2 separate regions of the Homo sapiens genome follow, and region 2 is linked to region 1. Evidence: chromatin contacts called from ENCODE Hi-C or POLR2A ChIA-PET data. All regions are on one chromosome and are shown on one strand. Each heading gives the region's core, a stretch centred on a gene start or an enhancer-like site at or near the end of the contact. The rest is flanking DNA. Distances are from core to core; before and after follow the strand shown. Region 1 holds the start of RAB40B (RAB40B, member RAS oncogene family). Region 2 holds the start of SECTM1 (secreted and transmembrane 1).

Region 1 (3,855 bases), core at 464-2,963:
GGACATGCGGGGGCAGCGGCGCCTGGGGACAGGTAGAGACGCAGGCTCCCCTCCTGCCCCACGGAGCACACTCTGCACCCACCAGCTGCCAGAGACTCCCCCGCATGCTGCAGTTTCAGGAGGCCTCTGGGTGCTGGTCGTGAGCCCAAGCCCATCTCAGCTGCTCCCCCAAACTCTGCCCATTCCTCACCCCGTCCCCTAAGCTGAGGTGTGGCCGGGCACCTGAGTCCCACCCCACGCTCCACAGTCTCAGGCCACCCCCTCCAGCCGTGCCACACTCCCTTGGTGCTCACGCCGCCTGCCTGGAGCTGCCCTTAGGGGACAGCCTGCACCCTCTACCGAGCAGCCTCAGATCCCGCTTCCTCCCACCCTCTCCCGCTAAGTTCGTCTCTGGCAGGACCCTGGACCTGGGGCTTCCCAGACCCTTCCCAGGCCCCAGAGCTGACAGGTCCTTCCCACCAAGACTCCATCTCCACGCCCGGCTGCCCTCCTCCGCCCAGGACTCAGAGCGGGTCTCTGTTGGAAGCGTGGGTTCAGCCCCGAGGCGCGGCAGGAAGGTGGGCACAGGCTGGGCTCCTTCCACAGCCTCAGGGTCGGCCTCGTCCAAGCTGTTCCAGGGATGCGCGTGGGTGAAGGCCCCGCCTGCTCCTCACTCCCAGCCGAGGTGTTCGCCTCTGCGCGTTCCCCCTTCTCCTGGGTTCCTGCCCCCGCCTTTCTTTCCCCGGAGCCGTCCACCCCCTCGCCGGGCGCCGGCTTTCAAGCCTCAAACTTGGGGGATCCCCGGGCTGCCTGCCTGGGAGCTCTGGGCGCTCCGGCCTCCCCTCGCCCTGGAACCCGCTCTCCGGCCGCTGTCGTGGGGGGTCCCCTCTTCCGCACGCGAGTCACCTGTGCTCCTTCCTCTCCCCCGGACACGCGGGACCCCTGGCCTCGGGACCGGACCCTGGTCTCCCCTCCCCTCCGACCCACGCGCAGACCCAGCACCTGGGCGCCTGCTCGCCGCGCTCCGCCCCAGGAGCCCCGGAGCTCGCGTCCCCTCCCGCCCCTCCTGCCCCGCGGCCGAACGCGCACTTGCGGACTCGAGCCCCCGCCCCGGGTCCCCACAGCAGCGGCCCCAGGTCGGGAGGAGCCCAGCGCCCGGCCCAGCCGCGGGCTCCCGCTGCGCGCAGACTGCGGAGAAGGATGGAGACTGCGCCGCGGGGCCTCGAGTGGAACTGGGGGTGCAACAGGGACGCCGCAGCACGAGGGCCAGGGCCGGGCGGAGAAAGGCCCGCCCGCGAACCGCGCTCCTCCTCAGCCCCGCGCCCCCGGACCGGGACTCCTACCCTCCCCGGCCACGCGCCCCGGCCTCTTCCCGACCCCTGCCCGGTCTCGCGTCCCCGGACCCGGACCCCCACCCGCACCCCCTCCCCAGCCCCGCGCCCCTCCCCGGCCCCGCGCCCGCACCCCGGCACGCCCTCCGCCCGCGCTCACCCGCCGGGTGGCCGTACGGGGACTCGGCCGCGCCATCCTGCAGGCTCGCCAGGATCTCGCCCTTGCCCACGTCGCTGTCGCCCACCAGCAGGAACTTGAGCAGAAAGTCGTAGGCCCGGACCGGGCTGCCCAGGGCGCTCATCGTGACGGCCCGGCGCCCCCACCCATGCCCGGCCTGCGGGGCTGAGCGCAGAGGCGGCGGCCCGGCCCCGAGAGGCGCCGCGCGGGCCCCGAGTCCTTGCTCGCCTCCGGCCCCGCCCCGCCGCCCAGCGCTGACAGCGCGCATCCCCGCCCGGCCCCGCCATTGGTGGACCGCAGTTGCTAGGGCAGCTGCGCGCTTTCACTGGCTTGGTTGTCCGTCCATCTTACTCTCGTCACCGCCTCCGGGCTGTCGCCCACCCGCCCCTCCTGAAAGGTCGCTGTCACCACAGCCAATGGAGGCCCGGAGACGGGGCAGGGGCGGAGCCAGAACAAGCAGGAGGCGGGGACTCTGCTCCCGCAGCCAATGGCGGGGCGGGGTGGGGGCGATCAGGGGGTGGGGCCGGGTGTTTACACTCTCGCGTGCGCCCGTGAGCGCCACGAACTCGCTCCCACGGTCGTCGGGTCTGCACGCCCCGAGTCGGGAGGGGCGAGGGGCGGTGCAGGGTCCCAGCGTGGGGCCTCCCCACCTGCCCACCAGGGAGACCTCGGGTGCCTGGCCGGGTGGGGCTCGGGGTCGGTCCAGTTGGCGGACGCGGCCGGAAGGCCCCCGCAGGCCGCCTCGCCGGAGGAGTCCCTGTCGCCGTAGAATCCAGGCTCGCGGTCTCTCCCCACGGTTCATCCAGGGCCTCGTCGTTGCCCCATTTACGCGGCGTGCCTGAATGCCTGTGTGTGCACATGCGCCTGTGTACGTGTGCATGTGTTCGTGTGTGTGCATGTCTGCGTGTGCATGTGTGCCTCTGCAGATATCTGCACATGTATGTGTCTGCGTGTGCATGTGTCCCTCTGCAGGTGTCTGCACATCTATGTGTCTGCGTGTGCATGTGTCCCTCTGCAGGTGTCTGCACATGTATGTGCGTGTGCATGTGTCCCTCTGCAGATGTCTGCACATCTGTGTGTCTGCGTGTGCATGTGTGCCTCTGCAGGTGTCTGCACATGTATGTGCGTGTGCATGTGTGCCTTTGCAGGCATCTTTGCATGTGTGTGTCTGCGTGTGCTGCTTCTATGCATGCGCTCCTATGTGTGCGTGCGCTTGTTTGTGCATCCATGCATGTGTTTGCGTGCGTGCTGGAGGAGAGCATTGGGTGGGACCCTCCAGCCTTTTGGCTTCTCCTCTGCTCTAGAGAGCAAGGGTTGCCAGGCCGAGGTCTGCCCTTCGCTCTGAGGGTCTCACCAGGTGCACATTGGTTTATTTGGTGCAGAATTCAGGCAGCAGGCAAAGGGCGAGCTCCGTCCAAGAAGAAGGATAATGCCCCCACTACTTCATCCCCTCCACCCTGCGTTGTGTAGGGAACTGCTCTAGACCCCATTAGAAGTTTTTTGTGGGGGAGGAACAGAAGAGGGAGCGGAAGAAGAATTACAAAAGAGACTGAAGTCAAGATTATTATATTTGTCATTTGCATTCATTTGGACCTAGAAAATGTTTACTTTGGAATGCCAATTTAGTTTGCAACACCTGTTATTCATTGGTTGATTAGTTGCTTTAGTTACTAATGCAGCCACATTTTTTTTTTTTTGAGACAGAGTCTTGCTCTGTTGCCCAGGCTGGAGTGCAGTGATGTAATCTTGGCTCACTGCAACTTCCACCTCCTGGATTCAAGCCTCCCAAGTAGCTAGGATTACAGGCATGTGCCACCACACCCAGCTAATTTTTGCATTTTTAGTAGAGATGGGATTTTGCCATGTTGGCCAGGCTGGTCTTTGACTCCTGACCTCAAGTGATCGACCTCGGCCTCCCAAAATGCTGGGATTGCAGCACTGTTTTTTTTTAGAAGGAAGGTCAGAGGAAGAAAAGAGGATGGAAGGTGGACGCTAGAAAACTATGAGAAAGATGGCATTTAGTCCCCAGCCCCACCACTCTGCCAAAAAGAATTCAGGGGAGTTTCCTTCCCATCCCTAACCCTCAGTCTCCATGTTCCAATCAGCTGTGGGTCACATGGCTATTACCTAGTGAGGAAAGGGTACCTTCTTTTGCTCGCTCCCCACCTACACATCCAGACTCACTGTACAATAGGGGTCAGGAGGCCCCCAGCCCACCCTCGGGGTCACACCCAGCAGTCCAGCAGTGTTCACGGTGGGGCATGGAGAGGGGTGGCCAGACCACTTCCTACAGAGGACAGGTGATGGGGGAGCCCTTGTCTGCTCTTCTCCTGCCCCACAGAAGGTCCTCACCACCTCCTAGTTGTC
Region 2 (3,976 bases), core at 313-2,812, 360 kb before region 1:
TTCTCTCAAACCACGAACACAGGGGTCGGTATCTGAGGCGCCGGCACCAGACACGGCAGGGTCTGAGTGCTCCCTGACAAGCGATGATGCGCAGGCTTGGAGCCATGCCAGTGACACGCCTAGGAAAGTTCACGCACCGCCCAGCACGCCTGCGCATGCCTGTTCCCGCTCCCTGGTGCCCCGGGCGCCTGCCTGTCCCGGCTCCCATGGGTGCTGGGTGTGTGGAAGCTCCGGCCCCCTCGGGCTGGGTTCATTGGGGTCCTCCTGTGTGGTCAGTGGACTCTGTACCCCCACAGCACCTGAGGGGTGGCTGACACTGCTTTCCCAGCTGCTGCAGGGGCTCAGGGAACACAGGTGACCCCACGTCTCTACCGAGAATGAGCACACCAACACCTCTCAGAAGACAGCTGCAGCCTGCAGAGGCCATGGACCCCACCCAGGCCCACGGTGTGGACGGCTCTGCCCTGGTCTCTGCTGAGCCAGGCCCAGAGGGGACCCCAGGTGAGCAGCAAAGCCCCCCAGGCCTGGGGCTAGACCGGGCTAACCCTTCCTGCTCAGCACCTGTTCACCTGTCCCCTCTGCTGGTGGCCTCCTGTCCTCCCGCTCTGGGCTCAGCAGCAGCCCCGTGGAGAGGCCCTGCCACCACCCCCGCCCTGCTGGAGACAGGCCTCCTACGCGGGCTCCTGCAGCCGGTCGCCCTGGGCCTCCTAGAAGCCGGGGATCCTCTGCTGACCACCGGCAGAAAACGTGCTTCTCAAGCTGCAGGTGATTCACCAGTAGTGGGCAAGGAACTGAATGTGGTGATTACTGCGGAGTCAGCAAAACCCGCGTGAGAACGGGCAGCTGAGGGCCTGCCGGGTGAGGGAAGCCTCACGGTTCCTGTTTCATGAGTTTGCTGTGAGTGCACACGAGGCTGTGGCTGTGGAGTGTGCAACAGTCCACGCGTGCCTGCGTGTGCTCATGTGCGTGTGTCCACCAGCTTGTGTGCACGCATATGAGCGAGTGCGTTTTGCTCCCAGCTTGGTCGCAGCGACGGCGCAGGGAACCCCGGGTGAGGCCGAGGACCGGGAAGGGAGGAGGGGGCTCCGACCCATCGGACTTAGGGGAGCCCCGGGTCCGAGACGCCGCCTCTGTCCCTTCAAGAGTCGAGCCTGGCGCACAGGGCAGGGACGCGGGTCCCCACACCGGCCGGCAGCTCGTTCCCGCCCATACTCGGGTACGCCCGCTGCGACCCCGCCCGCCTGGCCTGCGACGCACGCTCAGGGCCAGCGGGGGGTGACGGTCCCAGAGGCAGAGGCGCCGCAGCCCCAGAGTCCCCATCCCTGCGCGGACCGGCAACCCCAGTGCACCAAGAGGCCCTAACACCGAGCCCCCAGCACCGAGTCCCCAGCACCGGGCCCTCAGCACCGAGTCCCCAGCACCGAGTCCCCAGCACCGAGTCCCCAGCACCGAGCCCGCCCCTCTGGTTCCCCCGCCCGCCCCTCTCCGCGCCTCACCGGGTCCGCTCCTGGACGCGCTCCTCTGGGATGCAGCTTCTCCGCGCCCCGGAGCCCCAGGAAAATGAAAGACACGAGAGGGAGGGGCCAGGGAGGAGGCGGCGGACCCGCGCGGGACCCACCTCCCAGATGAGGAAGGAGCTGGGTTTACGGGAAGCCTCCAAGTTTCGGGAACCACCCGCGTTCACAACAAGCGTGACGGTGAATTTATTATTTTCACGGGAGGCACCGCACCCGCGGTTCACGCTAAAGGAAGCAGGAAAGCCGCCGGGAGCATTTTTCCAGGAGAGTTCGTGCCTGGGCGGGTCCAGCTCGCGTGCGGCGCGCGTTCCCCGCGGGGCTGTTTGGCTCCGCTCCTGGAGGCCTCGAGTCTGTGCACGGGGCGAGCTGGGCGGGCCGAGTGGGCCGCGGGGAGGGAGGGCGGGGGGCGGCCCCCAGATGCCTGGGAGTGCGCGGGCAGAGTGAGCTGGACCCCCGGAGGGTCAGAGGCCCTTTCATAAAAGCGCGCAGAGCAGAGGAGTGATGTCCCCCAGCTCCCCCGCAGAGGGTCCTGCACCTGCGGCCTGGGCCTTCAGGCGTCCTGCGGCCCCTGCGGAGGTGCTGGCCTGGCCAGCCCGGGAGGAGGGGCCCAGCCTGTTGGGGCAGGAGATTGGGGTGCGGGTAGAAGGCTCCAAGACGCATCCGGGCCGGGAACCCACAGACATCCCAGGTGGGCAGGAGGTGGCTCGAGGAGGCCTGGAGGACCCGGCGCCTGGCGGGGTGGCAGGCGGGCCACGTCCTCCACTAGAACCCGAGGGGGCACGCGGGCAGGTGCGGGCGGGGTCAAGGATGACCAGGTATCTTCGGGACACTAGGAGGAGGCCCCACAGGCTGCAGTCACGTGAGTGGGCAAGTCCCCACCGGGCAGATGATGGGGGACACTGGGGCGTGGGCAATGCCCCCAGTTTCATGGAAGAGAGGAAGAAGCAGAACCAAACTCCGGGAAACCCTCAAATGTGGGGAATGGACGGAGCAGGGCCAGACTGGACGCTGAACCTTGGAGCCTGCAGCTCAGCCATCAGACCCAGGGTCCAGAGGTGGGTGGCACAGAACAAAGTCCCCCGGGATGTTCCAAAAGAGAAACTGTCGCCAAATTGGCAGGTGAAACACAGCCTGTCATCCTCCCAGCAAGACGGCACCATGGCCGGGGCACAGAGGTCAGATTCCCCAGCCCCCGCCCTCGGGGAAACCCCAGCCACCCTGGCTGCCAGTGAGATGCTGGAGAGGGGGCTGAAATCCCACCTGCCCACGTCCTCTGCACAGAGGGGCTTGTCCCCGAGGCCACATCCCCCAGCAGCCACAGCTTCCTTCTCCTTTTTTCCTGCCTACTAGATCTCTCAACTCAGAGGGGGCTGCAGTTCCTGGGGGCAGGGGGGTCCGGCTGCTTAGGCAGGAGCACCTGCACCGTGAGGCTCTGGAGGGCAGCTGAAGGCTGGCAGGCTTTTGTCCCGTGAGGGGACACCACTGGGGGTTGGAGGAAAACGCATATCCTGATAAAGCATTTCATGTTGTGAAAGTGAAACTAGTTTGTTTATTTTGGAAGTAATACAGGCACAGAAACAAAATAGAATGAAACCAACTGTTGCCTTTTCCTCCCCACCCTGGCTTCAATTCCCAGGTTGAGTTATGGACACTGCCTTACCTATCCTTCTAGAAGTTTTCCTGGTCCATACAAACAGCACAGCCATCCACTCACGTTTATTTCTTTCTTTTTTTTGAGACGGAGTCTCTGTTGCCCAGGCTGGAGTGCAGTGCTGCAGTCTCGATCACTGCAACCTCTGCCTCCCAGGTTCAACTGATTCTCCCACCTCAGCCTTCTGAGTAGTTGGGATTGCAGGCATGTATCACCACGCCCAGCTAATTTTTGTAGTTTTAGTAGAAATAGGATTTCATCATGTTGGCCAAGCTGGTCTCGAACTCCTGACCTCAGGTGGTCCGCCTGCCTTGGCCTCCCAAAGTGCTGGGGTTACAGGTGTGAGCCACCACATCTGGGCAGTATCTTTCCATTTCTTTTTTTTGTTTTGAGACGGAGTCTCGCTCTGTCGCCCAGGCTGGAGTGCAGTGGCGCAATCTCGGCTCACTGCAAGCTCTGCCTCCTGGGTTCACACCATTCTCCTGCCTCAGCCTCCTGAGTAGCTGGGACTACAGGCGCCCGCCACCACGCCCAGCTAATTTTTCTGTATTTTTAGTAGAGACGGGGTTTCACCGTGTTAGCCAGGATGGTCTGGATCTCCTGACCTTGTGATCCGCCCATCTTGGCCTCCCAAAGTGCTGGATTACAGGCGTGAGCCACTGCACCCGGCCGTATCTTTCCATTTCTATACAATGCTGGGATCAGGCATCTTAGAGCGGATGTGTGGATTCATTCACCCTCAGCCTGTCCTTGAATCACAGCCTCTGCTGTGCCAGGTGACATGTGGAGTTTCATTTCCTTTCTGTTC

Evidence for each region. Hi-C counts contacts between places; a loop is a spot of excess contacts on that map. ChIA-PET counts read pairs that join two places held with the same protein, here RNA polymerase II (POLR2A). Pooled maps may share reads with other maps.
Region 2: a loop to region 1 is called in a pooled map, with 2.4 times the contacts of the local background. The contact joins the promoter of SECTM1 here to the promoter of RAB40B in region 1. A Hi-C loop is called at or near these places in 1 of 50 pooled maps. POLR2A ChIA-PET finds 5 or more read pairs at or near these places in 3 of 52 experiments (BJ, H1 and HCT116).

Annotation. Positions count from the first base shown.
Region 1 is chr17:82,696,985-82,700,839 of GRCh38, forward strand. It overlaps RAB40B (RAB40B, member RAS oncogene family), which reads right to left and starts at 1,714. Exons shown (of 6, transcript NM_006822.3): 1 at 1,471-1,714. The coding sequence starts at 1,612. RefSeq lists silencers at 1,443-1,872, 1,893-2,282.
Region 2 is chr17:82,332,204-82,336,179 of GRCh38, forward strand. It overlaps SECTM1 (secreted and transmembrane 1), which reads right to left and starts at 1,563. Exons shown (of 5, transcript NM_003004.3): 1 at 1,497-1,563. RefSeq lists a silencer at 1-190 and enhancers at 67-869, 2,917-2,986.